Linked DNA regions of Mus musculus: region 1 is linked to region 2. A link is a loop called in an ENCODE intact Hi-C map of the cell type or tissue named here. Cell type or tissue: left cerebral cortex. All regions are shown on one strand. Links, peaks and the distances in the headings refer to the core of each region. The heading gives the core; the rest is flanking DNA.

Region 1 (13,176 bases), core at 6,752-10,751, 59 kb before region 2:
AGTTGTCAACACACGAACACCCTTTTCCCAACACTTCAAAGCATTGGTCAGCCAAGTGCTTTGGTTTCCCCTCACATGGAGGTAAAAGGCAGACTAGAGAAGCCAGAAGTTCTCTCCTGCTCAAGGGAGACTTCCTGAGGAGGACCAGACCCTCACCTGGCCTTGAAAGTGATTAATTTTGGCCACCTACAACCAGCAGAAAAATCTAGCCAAGGTTAAGGAGATCAGTGTCCAGGCTAGGTACCTGGGTACAGTTGCCATACCTGTGAGACATGACAGCTTATAACTGCTCCAGACCCAAGGGATCCAACTCCCTCTTCTGCCCTCCATGAGCACTGGGTGTACACGTGGTGCACATACATGCAGGCAAGACACAGACATCTTTTTAAAACAATCAATATGTTAATATGTTCAAATGTCAAAGGCCTGCAGTCCTCACACATAGGCTTAACCATGTCAAGTGTTATCTGGACGACTAGTTCTTAATAAGGATAACGCTGCCCAGACATAATCTAGGCTCAGTTCAACATTACAGTGTTATACCTGCAGCTGATGGAAAAGGCATTATTATTATTATTATTAATTTGCTTTTTTTGTTGTTGTTTTTGTTTTTTAGATAGTTGCTCTGTATAGCCTTGGCTGTTCTAGAACTTGCTTTGTAGTGAAGGCTAGCCTCAAACTCTCTTCCACTGAGTGCTGGGATTAAAGGTGTCACCACACCACCACCACCACGACTACCACCCTGCCTTTAAGTCCCAAACCTCCTTAAATGCCCAGGCTAAAAACCTAAAATATTTTTCACCAACTATAGAACACTGTCTCCCTGGAAGAGTACTTTTCACAGTTGAAATGCATGTAGCAGCCTCTCTTCTCATCCTCACTGATTCAAGAGGCTACCAAATACCCTGTTGTCAAACTTACAGATAAGGGGAAAATATCAGGAGACCCGAGGTAGTGTCCGTGAGGCATTTCTGGGCAATATTCTAAGACCCAAAGGAATTATATCTGCCTCTTAGATTGTCAATCAGATGTTGACACCTGATGTTCCCTCAACAAAAGTGGAACCCAGATTTCATCCTGGTTTGGCCCATTGTGTCAACCCCCACTGGGCATTGTGCCTGGCACAGGCAGGAACACCTGTCGCTGAGAGGGCACTGCCAATGAGACATTTGCCCTGATTCCTCCTGTAAAGTTCCCAGGTACTGTCTCCCCTGTGTAGGAGTCTGATGTAACATCGCTCAGTCACACTTTAGCTGTGACTCAGAAGCCGTAGCAGCTGAGCCATCTCTCCTACCCAGCACGGTCACTCTTGAATCTGTTAAGTAAATTTATGTCAATATAGATGTTTAAAAAAAAAAAGACCTCTTCTCAGACCTTATCCTTCTCAGGGCCCCGCTGCAGCCTTCAGCTAGCTGCATGGCTGCATTTCACCTTACTGCACAAGATATATGCTAATCATGATGCTGTTAAGGGTGTTTCTTAGTGTTCCCCTGAGGTTGTGACAGAAGGAACCCGCAGACCTGCTCTGAACTTAAGCTAGCTGATGAAAGTCTCTCTAACTTGGGTCAGGTTAATGGTGTGTACCCACAGTGGACAATAGTGGCAAAGAAACCATCCATCTGACACCCGTGGTGAAACCTTCCAGGGGTTACCTGGGTGGCTCTCTAGCCTGTCCTCTTCCCCCTCCTAAGGCAAATCTGCCCTATTTCCTTATCTACACTCTAAGCAGGAATTACAGTAATACTAACGGTCTTGATCCATATGCTGCAATGCTACTGCAATTATGTTCCATGTGGCCACCAAATGCTATCGTATGTTCCGTATCTTCAGCATAGATTTATTGTGGCGCCTTAAACTGACCTTCACAGAGGCACTCCCACTGCTGCCCTCCCTACACTGTCCTCTCATCAGCTTGAAGTATTTACAGTAGTGTGTACCCCTGAGTCCCTAACAGAAGTTAGGGTGACCCCTGAGATGGGGAAATGAGAGACTAGGAGTTAGGCCAGTGGTTCTCAACCTGTGAGTCCAGGACCCCTTAGTGGGGGGGTCACATATCAGATATTTACATTACAATTCATAACAATAGAAAAATTGCAGTTATGGAGTAGCAACAAAGGTTGTACGGTTGGGGGTCCCCACAACATGAGGAGCTGTATTAAAGGGTAGTAGCATTGGGAAGGCTGAGAACCCTGTGCTAGACAGATCCCTGATAGTCAGATGGGAAAGGAGCCACAGACAGACAGACAGACAGTAAAGCTAGCTTTCTTCCTCACCCTTCCAGCCTAATAGGCTTTGTCTCCTGACCAGTCAGGCCCCTTGACAGTGGACAGCTCCCACAAGTCCAAGGCTAGACTAGGACATAGCACACCTTTAGCTAAAGTTGTGAGCTCATTGGCTTCCCTTTCTTTCTTTAAACTGAGATGCCCTAAACTAAGGGAGGAAGAACGCCGTTTTCACCTACAGAGGCCCCTTAAAACACCCAGGTCTTCAAAAGAAGCCAGGTTTTAGCTTCCCAAATTCCCCTTCTGCTGTGCAGGGGAGCTTTCTTTCAGTGTCCTTTCCTGTATGTCTGCACACATGCACGTGTGTACTGTGTGTGTGCATATGTGTGTACAAATGTGCACATGTGTGTATGAATGTGCATGCACTAAATTTGCATGCATGTGTACAAATGTGCATGTGTGTATGAATGTGCATGAGTGTGTATGAATGTGCACATGTGTGTGTATGAATGTGCATACATGAGTATGAATGTGCATGTGTGTGCATGAGTGTGCATGCATGTGTATGAATGCGCACATGTGCATCTTCACCTTCAATAAAACTATTTTTTTCATCAGTTGATTCTGGTGCTGCATCTAAAATTTCCCCTGTGCTACCTTTTGTGCTTGAAATTTTGTTCCTGCCTTTTAATTCTTCAACTGGCAGAGAAAACGAACTCACTGGGAAGGCTCCTGGCCAGAGTAATTAATGATTGTCAGAAGGATAACAGACTGGCCCAAGTGTCTACAGAGATGGGCACTGTCACCCTAGATTCCTGGGGGGTGAAGGTAGTACAGTGGAGGCCACAGGGCCAGCTGGGGAGTCACTCATGGCTATCTCTAGCGATAACACGAGGGAACCATACAAATAAATGGTCACTCTAGAAGACAAAGTGCAGGACCATTGGGTACTCAGCTGAGAACCAGGCAAATGAGGAAGTAGGGCAGGGTGAGGAGGGCTGTCTGCAGCCTTCAATGCCTCTCAGAAGGATGCAGGCAAAAGATTCATTTTTTCATTTACACAATGTAAACAAGTCTTCATAGTTTGTTTTGCGCATCCCTAACCATTAGAAAATGCAAATTGAGACTATTTTGAGATATCACCTCACTTCAAAGAGAACGGCTATTCGCAAGAAATCTGACTACAAATGTTGAAGAGGATATGGAGAAACAAGAACATTTTACTGCTGGTGAGGTGGAAACTAATACAATCCTGGTGGGAATTAGCTTGGAGCTTCTTCGAAGAATTTAAAATAGAACTACCATACAACCCAACTGTTTCCCACATGCGCACATGCCAGGGAACGCCACGCCCTACCACGAAGGTATTTGTACTCCTGTGTTTCTTAGTCTGTTGTCTACACTATAACAAGAAAATGAAACTGACTAAGCTGTCCATCCACAGATGAGTGGATAATGAAAATCCAGTACATATGTAAAGTGGAATACTGCTCAGCTGTGAAGAAAAATGATATCACAAAGTTTCCAAGAAAATGGGTGGATTTAGAATACGTAATATTAAACAAGATTACATAATCTTAAAAAGAGAAAATGCATTCCCCTCATATGTAAATCCTAGCCTACAATACATGTGTATACTGTCAATGAGTGTGCATTGCGTAGAGTGTACCATGTAGAAAGGAGGAGAAGGGTAACTCTTAGGTGCCCAGGAGGGTCAGGATGCAAATGATGGACAGGTGAGACATGAAAGAGGATATGAACCCAATTGTTCTGGTTTTAACTCCATTGTTGATGGTTTGTGGTTTTGTGGTGGGAAAGTGTGTAAAAAATGCATTTGACAGTGAAAGTGTGAACCCAGGGCGAAGCTCTGGGGCTTCAGAATGACTTTGATAAGCCTGTAGAGATTCTCTGGCTCACACCACTGTGTGGGTTTTATAAGCCAAGTTCTCTACAGTAGGCTTAAGAGAGGGAGAAAGGAGGGATGGAAGGAAAAAAAGAGAAGGGAGGGATGGAGGGGAGTGGGAAGGAGGACTTGGTGAAGAGATGATGCATGGAGGGACAGAGGAACAAGAATGAAGTCAAGGGAGAGATGGCATGGCAGCTTGAATCTCCTTGAGTCAAGAGTAGAAATTTTAACCTTTGGGCTTCCTGAATGAACAGGGAGGCTGTTCTGGGAATCCGTGAGAACAGCCTGTCTTCAGAAGTGCCCTTGACCAGGGTGCCAGGGACAAGGGTCAGACGTGCTGGCCCTCAGGCACAGGGAAAATATCTAGGGCCCTGGGTTCCCACATGGAAGCCACCCCAACTCCCACAACCAGGTCTCAGCAGGGCCAGGTGCTGCCCTCTCCCACCCTCTCCCAGGGTGTAAGCATGGATGGGGAGGGGCCACCCAGAGGGGCTGGTTCAGGCCCCCTACTGAGCTGGTCATTCCTGGTACTCCCAAGACTCAGAAAGCGACATCTCCTAACAGAGGGGCTTTGTTCCAGCTGGCCTGGGGGTGTTTGCCCTCTTCACACAGGGGTACAACTACTGAGGCGGGTTTTTGTTATTATTATTTTCAGCTTTGCAAAAATGTAAATGTGAACGTTCACACAGGCTGGAAATAAACGGCACTCTGTGCTACAGCTGTGGCAGTCAGGGGGTGGCCCAGTCCGCAGCTCCCCTCAGTGGATGGAGAGGCTTGACCTGGGATACTCCATACTCCACCCTATGAGGCTCTGAGCCACACAGGTCTGGAGAGAAGCCTTTCCTGCACAAGAAGGGGACGGTGAAACACTCTTGCAATCCCGGGCCTGGGGAGGCGGAGGCAAGGTTAGCAAGGTGGAAGCCGACACTGTGAGAGTGTCTCAAAAGAGAACAGTCTGCAGGTGAAGGTTCCTCCTGCTCCCAGAATGTTGCTGCAGAAGCAGCTATTTGGGCTTGCTCCCCACATCCAAACCAGGGCGTTTTTTTTCTTTAAAAACAAACAAACAAACAAACAAAACGTACATCATGAAAGTTGCAGGCAAATGGATAAAACTGGTGGGAAAAAAAAAATCCTGAGTGAGGTAAACCAGACCCAGAAAGATAAATATGGTATATATTCATTTATATCTAGATGTTAACCATTAAATAAATAAACAAGCTACAATCTATAGACCTAGAGAGGCAGAGAGAAAAAAAGTAGGAGGGGGACACGTGGATCTCCTGGGAAGGGGGAAATGGGTCTTATGGGTGGGCTGGAGAGGGCATACAAGGGCTAAGAATGGGAGAAATGGGCGGAGTGGGGGTGAGGGAAGGAATGAGGGGAGAGAGCACAAGAACTGAAGAGCATTAGGCGACAGTGTGCAGACTGGTGTAGTGGAAACTTCAAGTATACGAGAGGATCCTAATGAGGTCTGCAAAGAATGAGGGAGCTGGAACCCCTCCTGTTCATCATGTTTACCAAACTAACTGTCCAGTGCCAGGACTGGGCTTCATCCTGTTGTGCAGTTGGCTGAAAGGGTCCCATGGAAACCCCCCAAACAGCCCAGGCTGTTGCCGAGACCACAGGTTGCTCTCCACAAACTGAATGCAACACCCACACAACTCTCTGAACATGGAGAGGATACACTGATACCTACAAAGAACCTCGCCCCCACGTTCTAGTGTCTAGGACACGGAACGGCACTCTGCAGACTACAGAAAGAAAAAAAGCAAACACCAACACAACCACAGAACCTTTGATCTATAATCTGTCCTGACTGCAAAAATATGCCAGAGCAGTGTTGGCACAAGCTTGTGGTAGGAGCCAGCTGATGTCTGATTTCTCATGAGGCACACTCTAAGAGATGGAACCCATGCCTAACACTGCTTGAGTGACCAGGGACCAGAGTGTAGACAGCCCAGAGAGCTAGGGTAAAACCAAATACTAGTGGGGAAAAAAACAAACAGCAAAAAGCCTCCTAATGATATCCTGCTGTACTCAGAGATCAGTGCCTTATTCCGGCATCATCTGAGAGGCTTCCTCCTGCAGCAGATGGGAGCAAATACAGAGACCCATAGCCAGACACCTTGTAGAGAGGGATGCCTTGGAACACACAGATCTAAACAAGATGTCTCCATCAAACCCTTCCCCTCAGAGCTCAGGGAGCCCGTGGCAGGGGAGGCAGGAGGAGGGAGGGAAACAGAAGAAACAGAGGACACAGTCGGCGTGGCTTGTCCAACAGGAGAGTTTTCATTTTATTTGCCTCTATTTTGTCATGCTTGGTTGTTATCTCCTAAAAGGCTGTCTATCCTAGTGAAAGGGGGTAGATCCAGATGGGAAGGGAGGTGGGGAGGAACTAGGAGGAGCAGAGGGAGGGGAAACTGTATTCAGATTATGTTGTATGAGAAAAGCATTTATGTTTTAGAACGGGAGAGAAATCAGCTCCATACATGTAGTACAGTGAATTGTGGCCATTGTCACTCCTGTTCTGCTCTCACCCTGTCCCCTGCCCCAGCCCCGCCCCAAGTCTTTTCCCAGCAAGCTCCCCTACCCATTTTCACTCTTGTCTTTAATTCATTTATGTTATGTATAGGAGTGTTTTTTGCCTGCCTGCCTGCCGTTGCCCATGGAAGTCAAAAAAGGGCACTGGATCCCCTGGAACTTACAGGATCATCAGGAGGTACAGGAGATTGTGAGTCTCCGTGTGGGTCCGAGAAATCAAGCCCAGGGCCTCTGAAAGAGAAACAAGTGCTCTAAACTACTGAGCCAGCTCTCCAGCCCTGTGTGTGTGTGTGTGTGTGTGTGTGTGTGATAGAGAGACCCACTGAGTTTATGTAAATTGCTTGCACGAGTTTGGTTATTGACTAGATTATGATCAAATATCAGTGGCTATACCACTGAAGGAAATGGTTGCCTCTCTCCTAGCAACCATTAGCTGCTAGCATTACCTTCCACCAGTGGTGGTTACCAGCCCAATCTTGTGCCAGTAACCACAGCTTCTGTGAGTCCATGGGTCTGAAGACTACCTCATGTGCAGAAAACATCTTTTTGAGGTATCCCTGCCTATTTTCTGGCTCTTAAATTATTTTTGTCCCCTCTATCACAATACTCCCTGCATCTTGGGAGGGGTTAACCGCCTAGATGTCTGTCTAGGGCCAAGTGCTCATCTGTCACTCCTTTTCAATACTGCGACAAGTTAAAAGAGGCTTCTCTGAACAAGGCTGAATGCAGAATCATATGCGCATAAGAATGGGCATTTAGAAGGCGTGTTTTGTTTTGTTTTGTTGATTTTTTGAGACAGGGTTTCTCTGTGTAGTCCTGGCTGTCCTGGAACTCACTTTGTAGACCAGGCTGGCCTCGAACTCAGAAATCTGCCTGCCCCTGCCTCCCAAGTGCTGGGATTAAATTAGAAGGCATTTTGACATTATTTCCATTGAGCAGACAACAGTAGTGGGTTCTTCCCTAAGGCTTATGTTTTCCCAGTTGTTACCCATAACCATGTTTATAGTATGCAGTGTGAGTTCTTCCTATGGAATGGGCCTCCATTCCAATCAGAAAGCCATTGATTATTCCCCAATAGGCTTACACTATTTCACAAGCGGGCACATCCTTCCTTGAAGGTTATTACTGTAGCCTCAGAAACCCGAGACGTTTGACCATGGACAGCTGCAACCCAAGCTGCCAAGAGCCATCCATATCCTTCTGGCTCCTGGAGCTTGCGCTGTTTCAAGTTTACTCTCACACCAAATCTGTTCATTCTTCCAACCAGTCTGTGACATCAGAGACGGACAGCACCGAGATGGGACGAGGGTGATAAAGAAGGTAAACACGCAACTGCAATACTGGGTGGATGAGGGTGGCCACAGAAATAATAGCCAGTAGTGACTTAGAATGTGTGGCATGCTGGGTAATATAAGCTCACGTAATTCTTCCAGCTCTGGGACAGGCCTATACAATCCTAATTTTCCAGAGAAAAATTCAGTAGACTGACCAATATCACAGAGTTGGTAAGTGGTAGAGCTGAGGTGATGTGCCCAAAAGGCCAGGCACAGAGCCTGGCTACAACCTTGTAGTTCTGGCAGTGAGGAGGCTGAGGTGGGCGTATCAAGAGTTCGAGGTCAGCTTGGGATGCATAGTAAGACTTTGCCACACACCCTTTTCCCAAGAGGGAAATGCCCCAAAGCTGTTCCCTAGAGTAAGCCCTCAATTTACAGAGCCTGTGGACATCAGCCAGCTGTAGGAGGGTGGTTGCTGCAGCAGAAAGGCACTGGATACAAATGTGTTTGACCCCTGTATCCTTATTTGTAGCCAAGATTGTCCACAAAATTCCTAGTCTGCCAGATCAAAGCTAATATGGCCACAAACTTAAGTTAGTCTTAAAGAGAGGCAACCACAGCTATTTTTACCCTCCTATTGTTCAGTCATGCTGGGAGCATTGGACGCCACACTGCTAGAGAAAGACTCAAAGACCCCAGTGAGCCAGCATCCAATTTCCAGGACAGAACTGTCTAACCTTCAAGCAATGAGTCTGGCAGAATTGTAATGTGCAGATAGCCGGAGCCTCCCAGAACACAAGAGAACTTTAACAAAAAATTAAGCAGCTTCACCCCGGGTCCTCCCACTACTCCGTAAGAAGCTATCTGTTGCCAGTGAGAACATGGTGGGGGCGGGTGAGGTGTGACAGCCTGGAGAGTGGCTCACTGTGAGCTGACAGGGTGCTCAGGAAGCAGAGGTGCGGTGAGAATTCAGTGCTGTGCGTGCGTGCGGGTGACATGTGCCAGCCTGAGACATGGGGAGTTGAATGGGTGTCAGATGGTTTCCGAAAGTGTCAGGTAGGCGTCCCATCGGAATCCAGAGGAGAGAGTCATCACTTGAACGTGTTTGTTAAACAAGTAAGAGTAGGAGAAGATGCCCCAAAAAACAAAACAGAACAGTAAAATAATAAAACAAAAATGTAAAACCCTGCAAAGTCTAGCCTATGAAACACGTGCAATACCATGAGAAGAATGAATGTTTGAAAGGATCCAAAGGGAGAGTATGCCTGCTGCTGCTACCCACCCCTCTTGCCCATCCCCTGGGAGCCACAAGGCCCAGCTGGTCCCAGTGGCCTATAGTACAACCCTTTCTCCACTCTACCATGAAGTGCAGATAAGTGCTTCAGCCAGCTGTGTTTTGAGATCTGTGCTACGAACCTTCCCCTGTGTCTCAAACTCTGCCCCTTTGCTTGCCTGCCAGCCCAATGTACAGACGGGAAGACAGGATCTCAAAAGCAGCAAAGAACCAGGATCATATGCTAGGTTCCCTGTTGTAATCCCAAAAGCAATTATGTCCCGTCCCCCTCCCCCACCCATCCTTCATGACTTTCCAGGAACCAAAAGACAAATCCTCCTTAACTAGCACATTGTTTAAGCAAAACCTACTCTTGACAAGATGGGTTTTCTGTCCTCACTCAGGCATTTCCTCTCAGCTCTGAATGTGGGACTTACCATTTTATGACATCGAGTCAGGCCAAGAGGGAGGTCTGAATTTATGACAGAATTTTACTTGCCTGTCAGATCTCCACCACAAAAACATAACCACCACCATGCAGTGGGAACAGGTTCCTAAGGGCTGGATGTGGGTCAAGAATCAGTCACCCTGCAAACTGGGGACTGGAGAGAAACAGAGGTTGCTGCAGGAGAGGAGTAGCCGTGACTAAGGCGAGCAATGAGCAGAGAGCTCAGCTGCTGTGCTCTGGGCTCCTTTAGGAGCCCCACAGTAGTCAGGTATGGCAGAGATGACTCTGGGAAAGTCTAGTTTAGTACTGTCCCAGCTTCAGTGAGCCACAGGGAGAAGAGAGAGCAGATGATTTAAAAAATAATAATAATAAGGAAAAGAAAAAGGAAATGGAAACGGAAAAGGAAAAGGAAAGGAAATGGAAACGGAAACAAAAAAGGAAAGGAAAAGCCAAAGGAGGGGTGTTGACTTGACCTGTGATTTTATTGAAATCTTCTTAGAAAAAGCAAGGTGCCCGAACATGGCTAGTTTAAATACTGTCTACACACTTTCAGCTACTCGGCTCCTGGGTTGATTGTGGCAGAAGATGTGTCTGCAAGGATGCACGGGCCAGAGACAGAAGCAAGCGCAGGGCTGGTCTGCATCTCAGAGGCATGCTTCAGTCTGGACCCTTTGTTGTCTACAAGAACCAACTGGTCCAGAGGGCAGCCAGATCAAGTTTTATACGATATCAAATATCCTGCTATACAAAAATTTAAAAAAAAATTTTAACACAAAACAATATCATGTTCTTAGCCCCAGTGTCTCCATGTTTAGCTCTGAAGGGGAGGGGTTCTCTCTGGAAGGGAGCAACCCCGGATACTCCAACTTAGGTGGCATGAGGCTATGGCAGAGCTAATGACCTTGGGCTGACCCCTCTGAAGCAAGACTCAAAGGCAATTCTGCAATACACAGAAGCATGTAACTTGATGCTGTCTGTCCAGATGTGAGATTTGATGCTGGCCATTCCACTTGTACTTTGAGCTGAGGCGTGCATGCTACAAGACACTTGCTCTCAGCAGCTCTGTGCGACAGGTTAAGCCTACAGCTCTCTCCACTCAGCCCCAGCAAGTCTTCAGATCAAACAGCCAGGACATCAGCACTGGCTCAGGGGTATTACACTGCATATCCTTCAGCAAAGCCCAGAGCAACTGGAGGGAAGAAACCTTTTCCCAGCAGAGAGACCTTGCTGGCTGGCATCTCAGACCTGTCCACCTAGAAGAAGAGCTGGTCAGACAGCACCAATAAAATAAACCAACCAAAAAAATGAGTGGCAAACAGGGACAGGTAGAGCAGTTTCTGGAACACATTCCATAAGCTGTCACTCAAATCCAGATCACCTAGTAAAGACCCGTTGGCATTACTCAGGACAATCTGGAGACGACTGACCTGCACTGGGTGGTAGGTTGAACCATGAGAGGGCAGCAGTCTTACTGGCTATCCCTGCACCTTCCCAACCATTCCCATTCCTTGAGCCCACCCCTTGCAGGCTAAGGATGGCAGAAGACTGGGGAACAGGCCTGCTGTGGAAAACCCCTGTATACCCCCATGGCTTTCTCTCATCCTGCAGACCGCAGTTCACATCTTCCCACAAGATGGAATCACTGTCAGTCGAAAGGGGATAAAATTGACAATTGTGGTAATCCTGATGTGTATGTGTATGTGTGTGTACCTTCTCTGCTACTGAATAATTATCTTCATATTACAAACTCTTACCATTTACACTGCAAGTTTTTCCAGTTTGTTCGATCACACTGAGTGTCTTTTATGGTGTCAGCTCTCTAAAGATTTAGAACATACACTCCCTACAGGAAACCCCACTCCCTCCCTCAAGCAACACTAAGGGGCCCCAAGCTACTCAGGAGCCCGGGCAGACTTGAGAGTCTGTGTGGGTTTAAGAATTAGGGCCTTTGAGAATTGGTTAGATTACTTTTTCTGTGGATTATCTGTTCCTCTTTAATTCTTTTAAAGCCTTGCTTTTATTTTACATATATGAGTGATTGCCTGCATTTACATTTTGTACTATGTGAGTGCCTGGGCTGGCAGAGACCAGACAGCTAATCCCTGGGACTAAAGTTACAGGCAGTTGTGAGCTGCCCAGGGGGTGTTGGGAACCAAATCAAGGTCCTCTGCAAAGGTAGCCAGTGCTGTTAACCACTGAGCCATCAATCCAGCCCCTTGGCCTTGCTTTGATTTGGTTTGGCTTTTTCCCTATGAGTAATCTTTTAAAAAAAAAAACTTAAAAGAATACATTTTTGTAATCAATATTTTAGTTGAATATGTTTCCTAGTTTCTCACTCTTTTCACCTTGTTTATAGTGGAGGTTGTTGGTTTTTTGTTTGTTTGTTTTTTTAATCTAGCTGCCATGCAGATTTACTTTCTTGGTATTTTGTTGAACTAATTTTTTTCACAGCAGTGGTCCTCAACCTTCCTAATACAATTCCTCATTGTGTGGTAACCCCAACCATAAAATTACTTCATCAGTACTTCACAACTGCAATTTTGCTACTGTTATGAACCATAATATAAATATCTGTGTTTTCCGATGGTCTTAGGCAGCCTATGTGAAGGGGGATATTCCATTCTAAGGGGTCTCTATCCACCAGTTAAGAACCACTGTTCTAAAATGTTTTGTAATGCTTAGAACTTTTTTCTTGGGCTAGAGAGAAGGCTCAACAGTTCAGATCTCTGGCTGCTCCTCCGGAAGATCCTGACTTGATTCCTAGCCCCACGTGATGGCTCACAACTATCTAACCCCAGTTCTAGAGGATCTAATACCCTCGCTGCTGTTGCCATCCTCAGCCACCAGATGTGGATATGTCATATGCTACAGGCAAGCAAAACACCATACACATAAAACAAATACCTTTTAAGACTGAAAAAGAGAATTGGGGGGAGGGGTGGGCACTTCTTTGCTGATATGTGTTAAGTTCTTGGAAATCAGTTACTTTCCTGGTTTTATTTTATACAGTTGAACACTGGTTCCACCTAGAATTCATTCACAGAGGACGTGAGAGGGGTAAGGTCTTTGTCTTGGTCTGTGCAGACTACTATAACAGATGACCCTAGACCTAGTGGCTTACACTACACCTTCTTAGACTGTGTCACCAGCCATGTAGGGGCTGCAGAACTGAATGTGGGGGAGGGGTTGCAAATCCTTGGCAACCCTGAAAGACTTCTGAATGCACACCCAACAAAACTCAGCTCAAAATCAATTGTGTAACGAACCTGGATGTTTCCTGCAGCGCTCACCCTGGTGTCACGTGACCGCACAGCAGCCTTGTTTCTGTGTGCCCACATTGCCCACAGTCATACAGCACCAGTCAACACTTCCTGCTGGTGCCTCAGAATTGAGACCCTTTTATACCACGAGCTGTGGCGTGTTATGTTCACTGTATGCACAAAGTTCCTGACTTTAATAGAAACATAATAGTTGGATTACAGCACGGAAGATACTGTTATATTGTGTTAAAA
Region 2 (16,767 bases), core at 7,424-11,423:
AGAGCTATGTTTAAAGGAGTAAAAACACATTAGATAGATCCTCTGTTGAATATGCTGCAGGTAGGTAAACAAAGTGAGCTTCACTCTCCGAACTGCCCAGAGATGGGCCCAATGGCTAATGTTATAGTGAACCAAGAATGGCCAGGGGGCAGGAGCCTCAGCTCTGCCCTCTCCCACAGCAGATTCTAGTAGCCGATTTGCCAGGTCCTCGGAGCCTTCTGGACCCCAAACTCCTTGCTTCACATACCTGAAAAGAGGACAAAGAATAAGTTATCCCCGCCAGAGGCTCACAACTCGCGTGCTTAACCACATCACATAGTCTCAGATGAGCATGAGAAGCAAAGTTAATGGCAGGCTTCCCTGCAACGCAGGGCTGGCTAACTGGAAGGACTAGGGGGCCAGCTACAATTTGCATAAAGTAGACAGGCGTGTTGCATGGACTGATTACAAATTGTGCTGCAATTAGAATAATCTCTGTCAAAACAGGCCTACATCTTCTGATGTAGGATGGCGCAAAGGGGCCAATAAAACCATCAAGCAAATACAGAATGATGGGGTGCTAAGAACATGGCTAATTTTAAACAGATTATTCTAAAGTTAGCTATGGGGTCTAGCTTTTTAGATTTTTGCCTATTTGACAAAGTAAAAACGTAGAATATTTCTTGCAGAATTAAAAAAAAAATCATTTTCACTAAGTAAGAAGCCAGAACACAAATTCTCCAAGGCTTAGCAAGTCCTCCATGAGAAATGCTGACACCAGCAACTCTGCAGGCTGCGGCTGGTCCTTCTGACTCCTGCAACCTTGTCCTTTGAAGTAGGGCATGCAGAGAGTGTGGCAGTTCCTTCCTCTAACACAGGTCCCCACCACACCCCCACTGCAATTTTGATTTGATGTTTTCCGTTTGGGGTCACACAAAATGGATAATGAGAGTGAAATTCCCAAATGAGAAGCGCAAACTGAATCGGGGCAAGTTGACATGGGTCAGACCTCTCACCAGGCTCCTGTATCAAACCCGGGAAAATTACCCTGATCAGACCAGACCAGGCTGGCCGGAGGAAGGCATTTGTGACCAATCTGTCCTCTTTTCTCAGGACTGGACATCCTGTGTGGACTTCTTCTCAGCAAAGCTCTCACCACTTTCTAATCAACATGTCATTGTGCCCTGCTGACCTCTTTGCACAGTTGGGAAACTTTTCTGCAGGCTTATCCTCCAAACTGCTTTCTGAGCCAATGAGGTCCCGTTGCTACACCTAGAGCAGCCTTATGGTGTAACTTCCTACCCCCCGGGGCAAGCTGGGAAACATCATAGCACGTTATCAAAGGCGGGGCTCGGTGCTCTGCTATACTTTAAACACCCAGCGTGTACTCACTTGCTAAGGTCCTGTCCAGATCGGCAATGAAGTCTTCGAGCTCTTTAGTGTCACCTAATTTGGCTGCAAAACAGAAAAGGGTTCAGCTTCCCTCTCGGACACAGCTGATAGGGGACTTTCCCAGGGATTAGGAAAACCTGCTGTTTTCAGAGACCTCATGGGAGTGTGCCACGCACCAGACCTTAGTGTCTGCCCCACATTTACTTTCATCTTAGCAACTGACCTGGAGGCTAACCTGGGTGTTTCTCCCGTAGGTCTCCACAGTCCTCAATCCCCACCCCACCGACCACCCCAACCACCTTCCTATCCTAAAAGACTGGTCTGTCAGTGTCATAAAAGTTGGGGGTAGGGAGGGATGGCAAATTGTGCTGTTACTGGAAGACAATACTGTGATCCTCCAACATGACGTGAGTGTAAAACTACTACTGTTTCCTGTCAAAGTGGAACATGGACCAGGCAGCCTTACTTGACACATCCAGAGTAGCGCAGACATTGCTACATTGTATCTAGACACTGCTGCCTCTGCAGCCAGAGGCAGACGCTTTCTGCACGTATTTTACTTTCTTCTGTATAATTCGTCATTCATGACTTCCTTGAAATGCATTGCTAAATATTGTTCTTAGTCACCCTAGCTTCCTACAACAGATGATCGTTCTTGGCTTTCCAGTCCCCTCGCCACAAGGGCCTTTTCTCCTCTGGCGGATTAGGGGGCGGATCTGAGCGGTATTTAAGCCATTCTCTAGACTGCTCTCTCCCTGGAGTGCACAGAGCCATTACAGATCGAGACTGAACCACGGCGAGTCCCCTGTGGCTGCTAACTTTTGTGATGGGAAGGGAATTTAAAACTATCTCTTTCAAGAAAGAGGGAAGTTCTATGTGGAGACACGTAGTGGGATCGTCACATTTCTTTAAGAGTTTGACTCCATTTTGATTGTCTTTTGCAACTATTTTCAGCAAGTTCAACTTTTCCTTGGAGGGGGTAGCCTTCTTTTGTTCTCAGCAGGGCGCCTGTCCAATGTAACAGAACATTCAGCTCTCTAGCTGGTGAGACTTGGCCAGTTCCAAAAACTAAGAACCTATTCATGAAACTTAAACCCCTCTTTAGTCTGTTAAAACCTAAGCAGAGAGAGGGTGGAGCTGTTGCTTTGAGTCATGTCCACTTTTAAATATAGATATAGATATATATATGTATGTGTGTGTTTTAAACATATATACGTACATATGTATATATATATATATATATATATACACGTACATATGTATACATATTTGTAACATCTATATGTAGATGTTTTGATCTATATTAAAACAAATATATATTTGGTATGTGTGTATGTATGTGTGTATGTATACATGTGGGGAAAGCCTAGTTGAGGATACGGGGTGGGGATAAAGGAGCAGAAAAGCAGTCTAGTCGGCGAGGTCACCTTTCCGAGGAGTGACAGCGGAGGGCAGGAGAGCTGGAGAGGAGTTGGTTGGAGAATTCAGCTTCTCATCACTGAAGGTGAAGCTGTCCCTGTACACTGAGTCTGCACCTTTAAGGAAGGAAGCCATAGTTATCAGGAGCTGTCCTTACCAAACCACACACTTGCCAGCCTGTCTACAGAACCCAGCAGTTAATCTCCCAGGGAACCAGATGTTACAGATCTATATTTTAAAAAGCAGGACAGTTCCCAAACTAGGCACTAAATGATGTTAGGCAGAGAAGTGTGTGTGTGCCCAAGTCCACTGGCTACCTTTGTTCCTCTTAAATTAAAAAAAAAAAAAAAAAAAAAAAAAGGTGTGACCAATTAATAGGACTAGGCCTCTGCCACACAGGAGTCTGCTGGCCAGATCCTGGCTGATAGGATGAAGGATGAAATATAACATAACCTAGTTGGTAGGGTGCTTGTCCAGAAGACCTGAAACCCTGGATTCAGTCCCCAGCACCATATAAATTTGGCACAGTGGTGAAAGACTAGGAATTAGACTTCCTTGTAGGCCGGGCAGATAGGCAGAGGGGCCATGGTTAGTAATAAAGGTAGTGAGCTCCCAAGATGGCTGGCTTCTTCCTCAGCTTCCTGACTTGAAAGAAACACCTGGCAGTCTAAGCAAAAGGCCTTGCAGGCTTTCGTCTCCCACCCTCAGGCTCTCTGCTGATGGACTAGCTCAACAAGTTTGAGGCTGGATCAGGACAGATTACAAAACAGCCGTGGGCCAATCAACCATCCTGTCCTCCTTCAAACTGACCAGCTTTAAATTAGGGGAAGGAAACTCTATAGGCTTCTGCTCTAGAGAGGGTCTTTTTCTGTGTGTCTGACACAAATCGGTGTTTTCCTCACCCCCAATAACCACCATTTTTTTCAAGTGGTAATTCTGCTCCTGTTTGCAGATTTCTCTGAGGCTCCTGCTGCCTTTTAATGCTTTAACTGGTAGAGAGAACAAACCCTAGCAGAAGCCCTGGACTGGATCAGTGTGGCACACCCGTCAGTCAGCGGCACGCTGGTGATCCCAGCACTCTGGAGGAAGGAATAGGGGGATCGGAAATTCAAGGTCATCCTTAGCTACATACTGAGCGTAAGGCCAGCCTGACACTGGAAATACAGGAGGCTCTGTCCAAAAAAAAGAGGGGGGGGGAGTAGCTCTGTCAAAATAAGGGGTGGGGTGGGTGAGGGGGAGCAGGGACTAAAGAGATGACTCATCAGTTAAGACCTAGCTGCTTTTCCTGGTTTACATTCCCAATACCAACCTAGAAGCTCCCAACACTCTAACTACAGTGCTAGGGGTCTAATGCCCTTTTCTGGCCTCCTCAGGCACCACATATATATATGGGCAAAACACTCATACAAGTAAGTCAAATTTAAACACTCAAAATATAGGCTACTTTTCGTGAAAAATGTCTCTTCCTTCTAAACACTAATATAAGCACAATGTTGGGCCCCGAATCGAATTAATGCCCCTTCCTTGCTCATGAGTCTTGATCACACAGTGCCCAAGACTCTTCACTCCTGTACTGGAGTCAGAAACAAAGATTGTTTTTGTTCTTGTCTGTTCATCCATGACAGTCAAGGGACTTAGCGGCTCCTTCTATACTTATTCCCCAAATGTCAAAGCAGCAGTCGACGGAGTCCTTGCCAGGCCACGCTGCACCAGGGCCAGCTACTGCAAGCTCAAGGGTGATGAAAGAGACCATATTCTGGGCCTCAATTTACCCACCAATAAGGTAGAAAGGTGGACTGGACAATCCTTCCAGGTCCTCCCAGATCTGAGATTCTAAGTCCTGCTGAGAAGGAGGAAGCCAGCCCTGCTCTGAGGATGTAACACAGAGGCTCAAAGACAGAGGTTAACGGAAGCAGGATGTGGCCCCAGAGGTGGTGGTGAGGAAGCCAATTTTCTGGTTAAAATCGAAAGGAAAGCAAAGCCAGCCAGGGCACTGCAGGCGCTCTGGAAAGGCCCTGAGGTGAGCAGCTGAGAGAGAGCCTGGCCAGGTCCCTGCTAGCCAGCCCCCCCCCCCCGCGCCCCCGCCCCCCCCCTCCCCCGCCCGCCCGCGGCTCCTGCCCTTCAAGCCGGTTCCCTCCATTCAGGGAGAGAAATCACATCTTGCTCTAGTTCCACAAACACAGAGTGAACTTGTCTAAATTATCTCTTCATGTGCTCAGAATAAACAAAAATCAGGCTTCTGAAAGAAGTTTCTAGCCGTGTGAGAGTTGGGCTCTGTTCCCAAGTTGTCTTGTTTGGTTGGCTGTTTCCTCTGTCTTCCAACCACCTTCTTGTCATCTTTTCTGCCTATATACCCACCTACCCCACTTTTCCAAACATCTCCAGAAGATCTTCATGAGTAGCCCTCATCATCTTTCCTTCCTTTAGGAGTTCTAGCCCAGAGCACCTTAAAGGACCACAGTCATTTTTTCAGGGCTTTGATGATGACAGGAACCCATACTGAGATTTTCAACATTGAACCTTAAACCTATACGTCCCCTCTACAAATGTTATAACTCACTCTCACCTCCCACCCCTCAGAAAGCTGGTCCTTGAAGCGTGAGACCAACTGTGTTCTGGCAACACCAAGAACACCACGATCCCTCCCACTGCAACTACCCCGAGAAGTGTAATCACTTCTGGTGTACAGGTCTGGCCTCAGCCCTACTTCCCAAGTGTACTTGACAATGGGACACTTAGTGCCCTCCTATTAATATCTCTTAGGATGTTGGAACTCTCTAGAATTTGACTTGGAAGCTCTTCTGCTTGTTTTTTTTTTTTTTTTTTTTTTTTGGTTTTGGGTTTTGTTTCGTTTTGTTTTTCCAGCTGAGTCCGCCTGTACAACAGCAGCAACGACAGCAACCCCATCCCCTGCACACAGGAAAGTACACCACACATATCCGTTGCAGATCCCTGGAAAAGCATCACTGTTATCTCTGTCAATAACCAGGGGGGATCACCACAGATACAGACTGAGAAACATATGAAGAGAAGATAAAGTCATCTTTGGTGGCAAGAAAGCCACAGAGAGACCCAAGGGAAGTAGGCTATAGGCCAGGAGGGAATACCAAGTCCCTTGCCACCTTTTTTTTTTTTTTTTTTAAGATTTATTTATTTATGTCAGTACACTGTAGCTGTCTTCAGACACCCCAGAAGAGGGCATCAGATCTCATTACGGATGGTTGTGAGCCACCATGTGGTTGCTGGGATTTGAACTCAGGACCTCTGGAAGAGCAGACAGTGTGCTCTTAACCGCTGAGCCATCTCTCCAGCTCCCCCCCCCCCAACTTGCCACCTTATTATCCTTGTCTTAAAGACATCCAAGAACATCATTCCATCCTTAGACCAGAGTTCCAGCTCTGAAACTCACTAGACTTTACCCAGAGTGTAAAGGCCACCCTGCTCCCTGCTCTCTATCTCTCAGAACAGATGGCACTTAAGAGCCACCTTCAATACCACACCTCATTCCACCCCTCCCTGCAGACGCCACAGTCCTTGCCCTAGCTTTGAACTTCACTTCTGTTCAGCTCCAAATCTCCAGAAATTTCACATCCACATATAATCAGGCTGGTTTATCTTCTAAACTATGGCTGTTTAAAGAAGCACTAACCTCGACGTGGAAAAGGTCGTTACAAAAAGGAAATAACAAAAGAGTGAAGAATACCCTCAGAGGAGTAAGGGACACCTCACCCTAGACAGCATGAAGTGACTGTGGGGAAGAAGCCAGAGTCTCAGGGGACCATCCTGGCTTGCCTTCGATCCTTTAAAGTCTAGTCCATATGATAAATTCCTTAGCCCACGAATTTCCCTCAAGGTCAGGAAAATAAAGGCAGACTCTGGTTTGGACAAATCAATTCCGTTGTAAGCCAGACTGATCTATGGTCACCTCAGTGCTGAGGAACTCACACTGCTCTCATAATGAGGGAGGAAGAGGGGGTAAAATACAGCATCTATATCTGGATAACATACACATACAGAGGCAGGGCAAGCATAGCCTGTGCTCACTTCCCTTCTTCCTGACCCCGCCTCATGCACACTCGCACACACGCACGTGCACACACACACACACACACACACACACACACGCACACACTGTCCCACATCCTATCAGCTCATCACCTCACCATGGTTCTACCTGCTTTCCATGTCTTCACAGGCTCCACTTTGTTCGACCCCCTCAGGACCTGAAGCTATGCGGCTGTAGAGAGGGTGGGGGAGCAGAGCCCATGTGAAAAGCAATAACGACCTATGAATTCTGTGTAGGATGCCGTGGCTTCATAATGACTGGATTTTCGAGTTCCTAGCAAAATGGAGACCAGCAGGTCCAGGGGGGAAGCCATCAACGCTGAGGAGAAGAAGAACCAAGACTCTGAACCCTGGCTTCCCGCTATTTTCAGATTATAGCATTTAATTTTAAAAGGTTCTCTTCAGAGGTAATTCACGGAGGACATGCCCACGACACAGAGATACCCAGACTCTGAGCATCTTTGCCCAGTGTTTCTCCCAAGCAAGCTTTTACTAAGAAGCCTGCATGAACGGAATCTCGTGCTAGAGGTTATGGCAGATGGATAGGTGAGCCAGGTTCAGCCTCCGGCTGTGCTCACTCCCTTAGAACGCTAGCTCTTGCAAAAATAATATTCAGTCAGTCTGATAAAATGACAACGGTGTGCCTCTGGCTGATAGCACAGACATGTACTGCTGTCCCACCCTGCTATCTAGTGTTGTCATGATCAAGGGGCCCAGTGATGATCTGAGGAACCTTTAAATGTGGTAAGGTAGACCTTAAGGCGTCTACTTCAGACGGCCTTGAAAGCCCACCTCACCAGAATCAAATCCCCATTGCAAACATCCTTTAAATTCCTGATCCATTTAATGTATTGGAATCTCAGATTCTGGGACTGGGTCTCCTTAGAGACCATCAAAAATAAATAAACAAAGGCATATTATATATACACAACCCCTAACTTTAGGTATACCCATCAAGTATAAGAAATTCCATAGTACAAACAGAAGCTTTGTTTTTTTTTTTTGTTTTTTTTTTTGTTTTTTAAAGGCATAGTTTGTGTTTTGTTTTTTGTTTTTTGTTTTTGGTTTGGGGGTTGGGAGAAAGGTAATTTAGGGTTAGAACGGACACATGCTACCCTGAAGAAAAGTAAAACCACAGACAGCGAGCCTTGCCCAGAGTTCCTGCAAATATAGAACAGTCCACACATCTGCAGCAAGGGAACTACAGTAATTAACCAAGAAAAAGGAAGCCCTGTGTCTGTTGCGCTGGTCCCATGGGGAATGGCAGGCATGAGGGAGGGTCTTTCTTCTCCTCCAATTCTAAATTCTGACAGCTTCAGTGAAGCATGGCACAGTGCCAAAGAACCCTGGGTCTCTGTTTGATCATTGTGCCCCCCCCCCCCACACCCTCTGGAACGGCCCTGACCCTCTAAGATAGCATACCAGATATCAGAGAATACGATCTGTCACTCACTCCGTTCCTAATGTGGTACCAGGTATCTGGAGGGCTCCTCCTCCTCACACCTTGCCAGGTTTCAACTCCCGACTCCTCAGCTCCATTAGCCACTGGCTTGGTAACTGTCATTCTGGTTTCTAGGATTCCTAAGGTCTCCTCTCTCAGAGCCAGACCAGCATATTCTAAACATAAGTAGATGTTCTAAGTGTTGCTATGCTAAAGCACCCAGTCCCTATTCTCCCCAAATATCTACAATCTTATCATAGCTACGGCATGGACAGTAGACCTCAGACCTTTCCTATTAAACAGCAGCACACTTGTCCTCTCACAGGATGACTTATGTGAAACCCTAATATATAAGAATCACACCTCAGCCTCATCTTTAAAGGCATAAGTCAGTATAATAAACCATTTACGAAGTCAACCAGTAGAAGCATACAATAAATACATGGGATAAAATTTGGGATAGAATGGGTGAAAGCTTTATTAAACCCACTTAAAGATTACTTTTAAAGCTAAAAAAAAAAATACTGAACAAAAGCTAGGCACACAACTTTAATCCCATCACTTGGATCTTGGTGAGTCTGAGGGCCAGCCTGGTTTATATAGTGAGTTCCAAGATAGCCAGAGAGAGCTACATAGTAAGACCCTGGCTTGAAAGAACCTAAATAAATAAATAAGTAAATAAATAAATAAACAAACAAACCCAAAGATGTTCAACTTCTACAGCACCCCAAAGGCTCAAACCTGAAGACCACTTTTCTAGCTCCCATCTGCATTGCTCTTTTACTGAGACTCTTAAAACTGTTCCTAACAGAGTGCTATGGGAAAGACACAGCCCTTTTAAAAATCCACTTTCACTTATCCCCAGTGTGAATGTGTGTGTCTGTGCATTTGAGAATGGTGCCCTTGGAGGCCAAAGGTGTCAGATCGAGTTCCAGGCAGGGCAGTTGTGAGCTGTCAACATGGGTGTTCAGAACCGAAGTCTGGTCCTTTTGGAAAGCAATACCTGTCCTTTACCTCTGAGTCATCACTCCAGTCCTGCAACCTGCTTTTGTTTTTTGTTTTTTTTTAATGGGGGGGTAGTATTTTTCAAAAATGAGGAGGAATATTCATCACCTAGGTCCACAGACCTTTGATCCTGAAAGCCTTGAAAAGGACCTGCAATACCACGTACAAAAAGATACATGATCTGAGCTTGAGGGAACGCTGGGCTACTCAAGTTCTGGCTCACATGCTAGGCAACCAGAGCAAAACTAATGAAGATAAAAGTGCCTAACTTGTAGGACTGTGGTAAAGATTTTGTGTGATAACATTGGAAGACCAGCCAGAGATGGCTGATAACAAGAGCTATCACGTTACAATCATAGCAACCCCAGTGAGGGCTTGCTAAAAGTAAGCTAGCTGCCACCACCACCATGATAAGCCTGATTGGCCCTCTCAGGAGAGCTAAGTTTCAGTGGGCTGCACCTCTCCCAGACATCCACTTCCACCAGACAGACAAGTATTAGGAATGTCTGCACTCCATTCCTGGAGACAATTAAGACAGACATATTATGTGTCCTTAAGAAAGCATGACTTAGATGCACACAAAATCCACCAAGACGATTTCTTAACCGCTGAGCCATCTCTCCAGCCCTCCAAGACGATTTCTAAGCATGCAGGGAACAAAACCACATTGACGGCAAAGACCAAGGTCATCTGTGCTTTCTTAGATCCTCCCTGTTACTCTCCAACCACCACAGAAAGAAAGCTTAAGTTGACAACAAAAGCAGAAAGCAAAATGCACAGAGATATGCCTAAGAAAACTGCAAATTCTGTCAATCTTCTCTCCAACTGTTAAGAAACTGTGGTGAATTCTCTTTTTGAGACTCCTAAAAACATACCGTGGATCTGAAACCCCTCCTGGCAGAACTGGTGGGTGCTGTTCGACATCACTGCACAAATTCAGACTCTAATCTAGACTGAGGCTGGGGCTTAGCAAGGAGCTGAACTTGATTACAGAGCATCGGGGACAGACCTAGCCTTCTCTTCTGTGGAGAAGAGAATTTATACACAATGAAAAATTTGTTCCTTGACCCAGTGGAAAGAAATATATTCAAGTTACACCACAGCTGTGGAGAAAAATTTCCAGCGTCAGGCTTCACTTGACTGCTGAGAACAAGTGACCAGGTCATTGGCATCAAGACGCAAAAGTTCTAAATGGAAATGAACAGCTCACCAGCCCTCTTCCCTCCCCCTTCGCCCCCTAAGTCACGTGGTGATCTGTGTAGGTGGCTAAGGAAAATCAAACCAGAGCTTGGGTTTCAGATTCAAATCCTGACCTGGATGTCAAACATCATCCCTTCTCAGGAGGACAGCTCAGGCTCAGAATCTTCACCTAGTAACAAAGGAAAATGTTTCTAGATTTCAAAACAGCAATGTGACTTTTACTCCCAGAGTTGGGGACAGCACAATTGGTGATGTCTGAGCCTGTATCTAGGGACTAAGGGCACAAGAACAAACAGAATTTAAAGTTCACATTGAAAAACAGTGAATAAGCCAAGATTTGAAAACAATTATATAATAATAAATAAAAGGTCACCAAATTCACTGTTCTTGCAGGTCACTTGAGTTACTGAAAACTAACTCTCTCTCTCCCCCTCCCCCTCCCCCTCCCCCTCCCCTCCCCCTTCCCCTCTCCAGAGGCAATGTGGAAAAGGTTACTAGGATGACCTTCTGTGGGTAACCTGGAGGGTGGGCGTGCCTGAAACCCTGTACTTGAACTCAGCAGCCCAGCGGGAGACTGTTTCAAAAGTGCCTGGAGTGGCGAAAGAGCCTGGGAGCTAGGCAGAAAGTGAACGAAGTTATTTCAAGCATTCCAAAAACAGCAGCTTATGAAACCATTTTGGTTTCACAAATGTTTCATTCTTGTGCTCACTCGTGTCCTCATGTTCCCCAACACCCATTCTGGAAAAGGAAAGGGAGGGTGCTGTTGGTCTAGTGTTTGCCTAGCGTGCAAGAAGCCCTAGGTCTGACCCCCAGCATTGCCTATAAACTGATGTGCCTAAATGTGGTGGCATTGCACTGTCACCCCAGCACCCTGAAGCCCGAGGAAAGAGGATCAGAGAGGTTCGAGGTCACCCGCAGCTACATAGATCACCTTGGGAGAGTCTCAAAATAAAATAAAATAAAAAAAAAAAAATGAAGAGCGAAGAGTGGGTAGAAAGGCGGGAAAAGGTTGGAAGGCCTGGCTGGACTCCCAGGAGTTCTGGCTGACTGCACAAACCCTCAGGCCTCATGGTACACACCTGCCGTGACAGGTAGACCCACAGCTCTTTAAGAGCCACCCACCCACCCTCGTACCTCTCTCCCCAAGAACGCCTTAATGACCCCCGCACATCTGGGCTAACGACTCAGAAAGTCAACTCTTCAGGCATCTCAGAGCCGTGCAGATCCCCGGGTCTGACTTTCCCCAGATGTCGTGCCTCAGTTTAAAGATAACCCAGGTGAATCTAGAGCTTTAGGAAGCCTGAGTCTGAGGATTACTGACTTCAACAGGGCTTCACTTACTCTCCGAGTCGCTGAAGCCGCTGCTGTCGCTGACGCTGGCGCTGCTGCGCCGCTTCATGCGCTCTAGGTGCTCCTCATAGTGGAAGTGGCGCTCGTGGAAGGGCGACGCGAAGTCGGCCAGCACCGCGTCGAACTCGCACAGCACGTCGGTCAGGTCTGCAGCGGCCGCGGAGTCCATGGCCGGGGCTAGGGGAGGGAGGGCACAGAGGGCATCTGGAGGGGCGGCCAGCGTTCCCTAGAACTCCACTCTGCCTTTGCCAGTGACAGCCACGCAGTCAGTTACTCCGTAACCTCCCAACCACCCTCTAAAGCGCCTGTCACCAGACACGGAGGAGAAGAAGCCTCCGTGGGTTGAGCTGAAAGTCTGGAAGTCACCTAGCCCACCCCACGCGCTTTCCTACTGTTGCCCACGCTCGCTCCCTGGAGCGCGTGGCGGCGGGAAGTCTGAGTCAGCAGGCACCCGTTACGTGTCAGACTCCGGTTCCTTGTCCCGCGTGGAAAACCAAACTAAACCTGCATCGGACGAGCGATCCGGAGACGGGATGCCAGGGTGATGGAGGACAGAAGGGTGGGCAGTGGAAGAAGACCTTAGCGACCTCTGTTCTCTCGCCCCTACTTGCAGGCTCCAGCTCTCAGGGGCCCCGGAGCTGAGAGTGTAGCTTAGCGTGGACGCAGTCCCTGGCTTCGATCCCGGGGCGCAGAGGTGGAGAAGACACCTCCAAATAGGCACTCACCTGCGGCCGCGACCGCCGCGGGACTGCTCTGCGCTGAGGGCGGCTTCATGGAGAAGTTGCTCAGTGACACGCGTAGCAGAGATGCTGCGAGGTGTTGGCCCTGGTGGCTGCCGCCTGCACTGCAGTCTGCTCCGGTGCCTCTGCCTTGCTCCTTGCCGAGCCTGAGCGCTAGCTACTCGCCTGAGCCGCGCCACCCGCCGGCTACTCCGTCTTATAGCCACCGGCAGGGGCGGGGCGGGGCGGGGCTGCTGAGTAAGTCCCAGACGACCTAGGGGACGCCCCTGTCCCTCCACCCCCTACTCCCGGCACCGCCCTAGCCACGCGCTGGCCTCTGAAGAACCGCAGTGACGGGTGTCGCCGGAGTCCAGGATACCGCCCCAAATATTTACCCGCCGCTTTCTCTACCACCCTGACAACCCGACCCAAGGAAGTGTCTTTGCGGGCATCAGAGTTCTCCAAGAGTTTACCCTGTTTCCCGCCTTCTGGCTGAGCCTCCTTGAGCCTCATCTATGAAATGGAACTGCACATGCAGAAAGCCTCCTTGTTTGCTGCAAAAATAAAGGAGCCAAGGGCCTCAGTAGCCTCTGCAAAGAACCAGTCCTCCATCTGACTTTTCTCAAGGAATTTATAAGGTTGTGCGTGGACAGAGTGGACAGCTGAGGGCAGTGGGTTGAGGTGAATGCAGTCTTCAATTGAGATGATCTTTGAGCGCAGAGTACCACATGGACAGATGCATTCTGGTATAGGGTCCGTATGATTGAGCGTCCATCCTTAGCACAGCCCAGTAGAATTCCTGCCTCAGGTGACCAACAGCCCTTTGCCCCAGGTAGTTATTAAACGTAAAATAAGAGGCCTGCTGGTGGCCTGCGCCTATAGTCCCAGCCCTAAGGAGGATGGTAGAAGGGGGTCTAGGCAAGAGAGTGGAGATTTGAGGACTACTGCATGAAAAGAAAAGAAAAAAAACCCTACATAGTACAATCCTGTCTGTAAAGAGTTTACTGTGCACGCATGAAGATCCAAGTTCAAGCCCCAAAATCCACATTAAAAAATCCAAACTAGATGGACACCACTTATAATCCCAGCCCTGAGAGGCAAAGGCTGGCAAATCCCTGGGACTCCCCAGCCAATCCCAAAGTGAGAACTCCAAGTCAATGAAAAGCTGTATCTTAAAAATGGAGGTGGGCAGTGCCCAGGGAATCGATCACATTTGCGGTTGACCTCTGATCTTGTCCGGCACAACATACGCCTTGTGTGCATATATGCACATGCTACACACACACATACCACACACACACCACACACACACATACACACACACACACACACACACACACACACACACACACACACCACTAAATTAATGTAAAGTAAGGGGCTAGCTGGGGCCTGGGAATATGATTTAGCAATAAAGTGCTTGCCTAGCATGGGTGAGCCCTGAGTCTGAAGGCTCATCCTCAGACCTGCAAAAGAAAATAAATAAATAAATGTAAAACAATCAAAATTGAATAAAGTGAAAGTTTTCAGTCCAGACACCAGACACTTTCTTAACTACACCAGACACTTCCTTAGCTATACTAGACACTTTCAAGTGATCAACGGCCATCATCACAGAATCTTTGGATGGTGTTATGTGAGGACATCTTTCCCCAGTGACTCCAGCCTTCCTAGGTGTCAGAATGTGGCATGCACCAGGTCACTCCTGACAGCCACCCCTGAATAATATAATCATTGCCAGTGGTCGGCAGGTGTGAAAACTGGAATAGAGCAGCTAAGGGGCTTGCCTACCCCTTAGTGGTTTAATAGAAGGCAGGCCTGTCTCTTTTCAGCACCACTTTGAAGTTAGCCACACCCTGCCTCCCTAGGGTGAAGAAGAACTAAGCAGTCAAGGGTGGCACTGAGCCCCAGAGCAGATAAGCCAACAGCAGCAACCAATCTGGGAGGAGCAGCCAAAAAAAAAAAAAAAAAAAAAAAAGATGCCAATTACCTGTTCAGTTAGTGCGTGGAACACAATTCATTTGTCCACAGTTCACCTGGTGTGAAATTGGGTTGCCCCCAGCCCATCCTTACACACATCTCAGTGCAAAGGCCTCACTCAGTGCTGCACATGTGTTGATTTCTTCCCTAGAACCAGGTAAAGGTTTAAACCCTTGTTCTCCAGAGCCTTCTGGCTGGGCTCCATATCCTAGGGCCTTTTATGCCCCCCCCCCCCACCTGACAGTGGTGACAGAGATAGTCAATGACCTCAGTGTTCAGGTGCAACCCGTCCCTCAGGAGGCACGGGGAGCTGTATCCTTCATCTCCTCACTGAGACTTACCTAACTTCCAGGTTTCAAAAGCTCATTCAGTCATTCAGTCTCTGGCTGCAATGGCCTCAAGAAAAAGACTTGATGTCTCCTTTAATTTCCAACAGGAAAGTCAGGACTTCTAGTGCTGTAAAGACCCGATCTTTATTTTAACCGGTCTCTCCCGTAGATATGCTTTGCTATCATATAATAAAATATCACAGGCTAGGTAATTTGTGAATCACGGAGATTTCTTCCCCACTGTTCCGAAGGCCAGGCGGCCCAAGATCAAGACTCCCACCCAGTGCTGTCTGGTGAGGGCTTGCTGATTGCTCACAGGGCGAAAGGAAGGAAAGAGCAAACGGCGCCCCCTTCAAGCCCTTTGGTAACCCTTACTTCCATCTGGGAGAGCTCTATTCTGGTGACAGCCAGTTCACAAAGGCCCCGCTGTTTGACAGGATCAAACTTGCAATGAGATTGTAATGTTCAGGCCACCCCAAGGTCTGACATAGTCAGACCATAGCCACCTCTTCTCTGCACACTGCTGGCCACTCTTTTCATGAAACTTGTCCAGAGCATCACCTAAGGGTCTCATCTTTCTGAATCCTCCAGGTTATCATGGCTAACCTCCTGCCTCTCCTGGACCCTTTCTTTTTTCTTTTCTTTTCTTTTTTTCTTTTTTTTTTAAAGATTTATTTATTTATTTATTTATTTATTTATTTATTATATGTAAGTACACTGTCGCTGTCTTCAGACACCCCAAAAGAGGGTATCAGGTCTCATTACAGGTGGTTGTAAGCCACCATATGGTTACTGGGGATTTGAACTCAGGACAGGATAAGGGCAGTCGATGCTCTTATCCACTGAGCCATCTCACCAGCACCCTCCTGGATCCTTTCTTCCAGGACTTTACTTTCTCTCAGCCATCTCACCTTCCTCCTGGAAATGTATAACTGAAATTCATTCACTTTAATTTTTTTTTTTTTTTTTTTACTTTCAGAACAAATATTCCTCCCCTTAAATGTCTTACCTGCAATTACCCATAGGACTTCTGCGCTTGATATTTCTCCACAAACACTCTATGGAAGATGCTTCTAGTTGAATCTGTAAACAAACAAGTAGACTCATGCATTCCCGAAACAGTATATTTCCAGTCTATCTTGAGTTAAAATTGGTGATATGACTAAATTTTGGGCAGCAGACAGAGCTCTCCTATGTGGCTTCCTGAGTAAGTCTCCCTCACTTGGCTTTCTCCTACAGGATGACAGGCAGCCTTGAAGCTGGATTTTAGCCATGAGGTAGAGATCACTTTCCTAGAATGGCAGCAGAAACATAGAAGTGTCTTGGGTCTCTGATGTCATGAAGCAGCTATGTTAACCAACCCTATCGGTAACTGACATCTACAGGGGAAAAATAAAATAAGCCGTCAGGGCCTGAAGATGTAGCTCAGTGGACAAGCATCTGCTAAGCATGTGCTAAACATGTGCCAAGCATGTGCCGAGCATGTGCCAAGCATGTGCCGAGCATGTGCCAAGCATGTGCTGAGCATGTGCCAAGCATGTGCCGAGCATGTGCTGAGCATGTGGGATTCTGGATTCGAGCCTCAAAACTACCAAAAATAAATAAGTAGAGTGAGATCACCATCTTGTGTACACTCCTATAGGGGAAGGGTATGTTCTGATCTTTACAATTCAGCTTTAGCCTGAATGCCTCCTGTAACAAATAAATAACAGGCTTGGCAGTTCTGGTCCTGTAACTCTAAGAGACAGACTCTTCTTCTTCTTCCCTAGCCTAGCTTGAGTCATGTTTCAGCATCTGTCCATAGCTGAGCTGCTAGGGAAGTTAGAACAACAGATGTGCATTCTCTCCTGGAGCTCTGGAGACTGGAAACCTGGGATCGCATGCTGCC

The links. A loop is a pair of places that touch in the nucleus more often than their neighbours do. Peaks named below come from ENCODE experiments on the same cell type or tissue, not always from the same donor. Only the 100,000 strongest peaks of a DNase experiment are listed, where the experiment ranks them.
Region 1: a loop joins it to region 2, with 2.0 times the contacts of the local background. A loop is called at or near these places in 5 of 42 quality-filtered maps.

Annotation. Positions count from the first base shown.
Region 1 is chr14:79,230,703-79,243,878 of GRCm38, forward strand. All of the region lies in intron 1 of Zfp957 (zinc finger protein 957), which reads right to left. Among named protein-coding and RNA genes, the nearest start is that of Zfp957, 10 kb to the right of the region's middle. In left cerebral cortex, for the core only: no CTCF peak of the experiment used is centred there; a DNase peak (open chromatin) is centred at 8,893.
Region 2 is chr14:79,288,873-79,305,639 of GRCm38, forward strand. Rgcc (regulator of cell cycle) reads right to left here and starts at 12,763. Exons shown (of 5, transcript NM_025427.2): 1 at 12,577-12,763; 2 at 11,843-12,028; 3 at 2,799-2,906; 4 at 1,372-1,434; 5 at 1-247. The coding sequence starts at 12,625. The coding sequence ends at 240. In left cerebral cortex, for the core only: no CTCF peak of the experiment used is centred there; DNase peaks (open chromatin) are centred at 9,787, 10,127, 10,476 and 11,185; H3K4me3 peaks cover 1,673 bases; H3K27ac peaks cover 1,242 bases.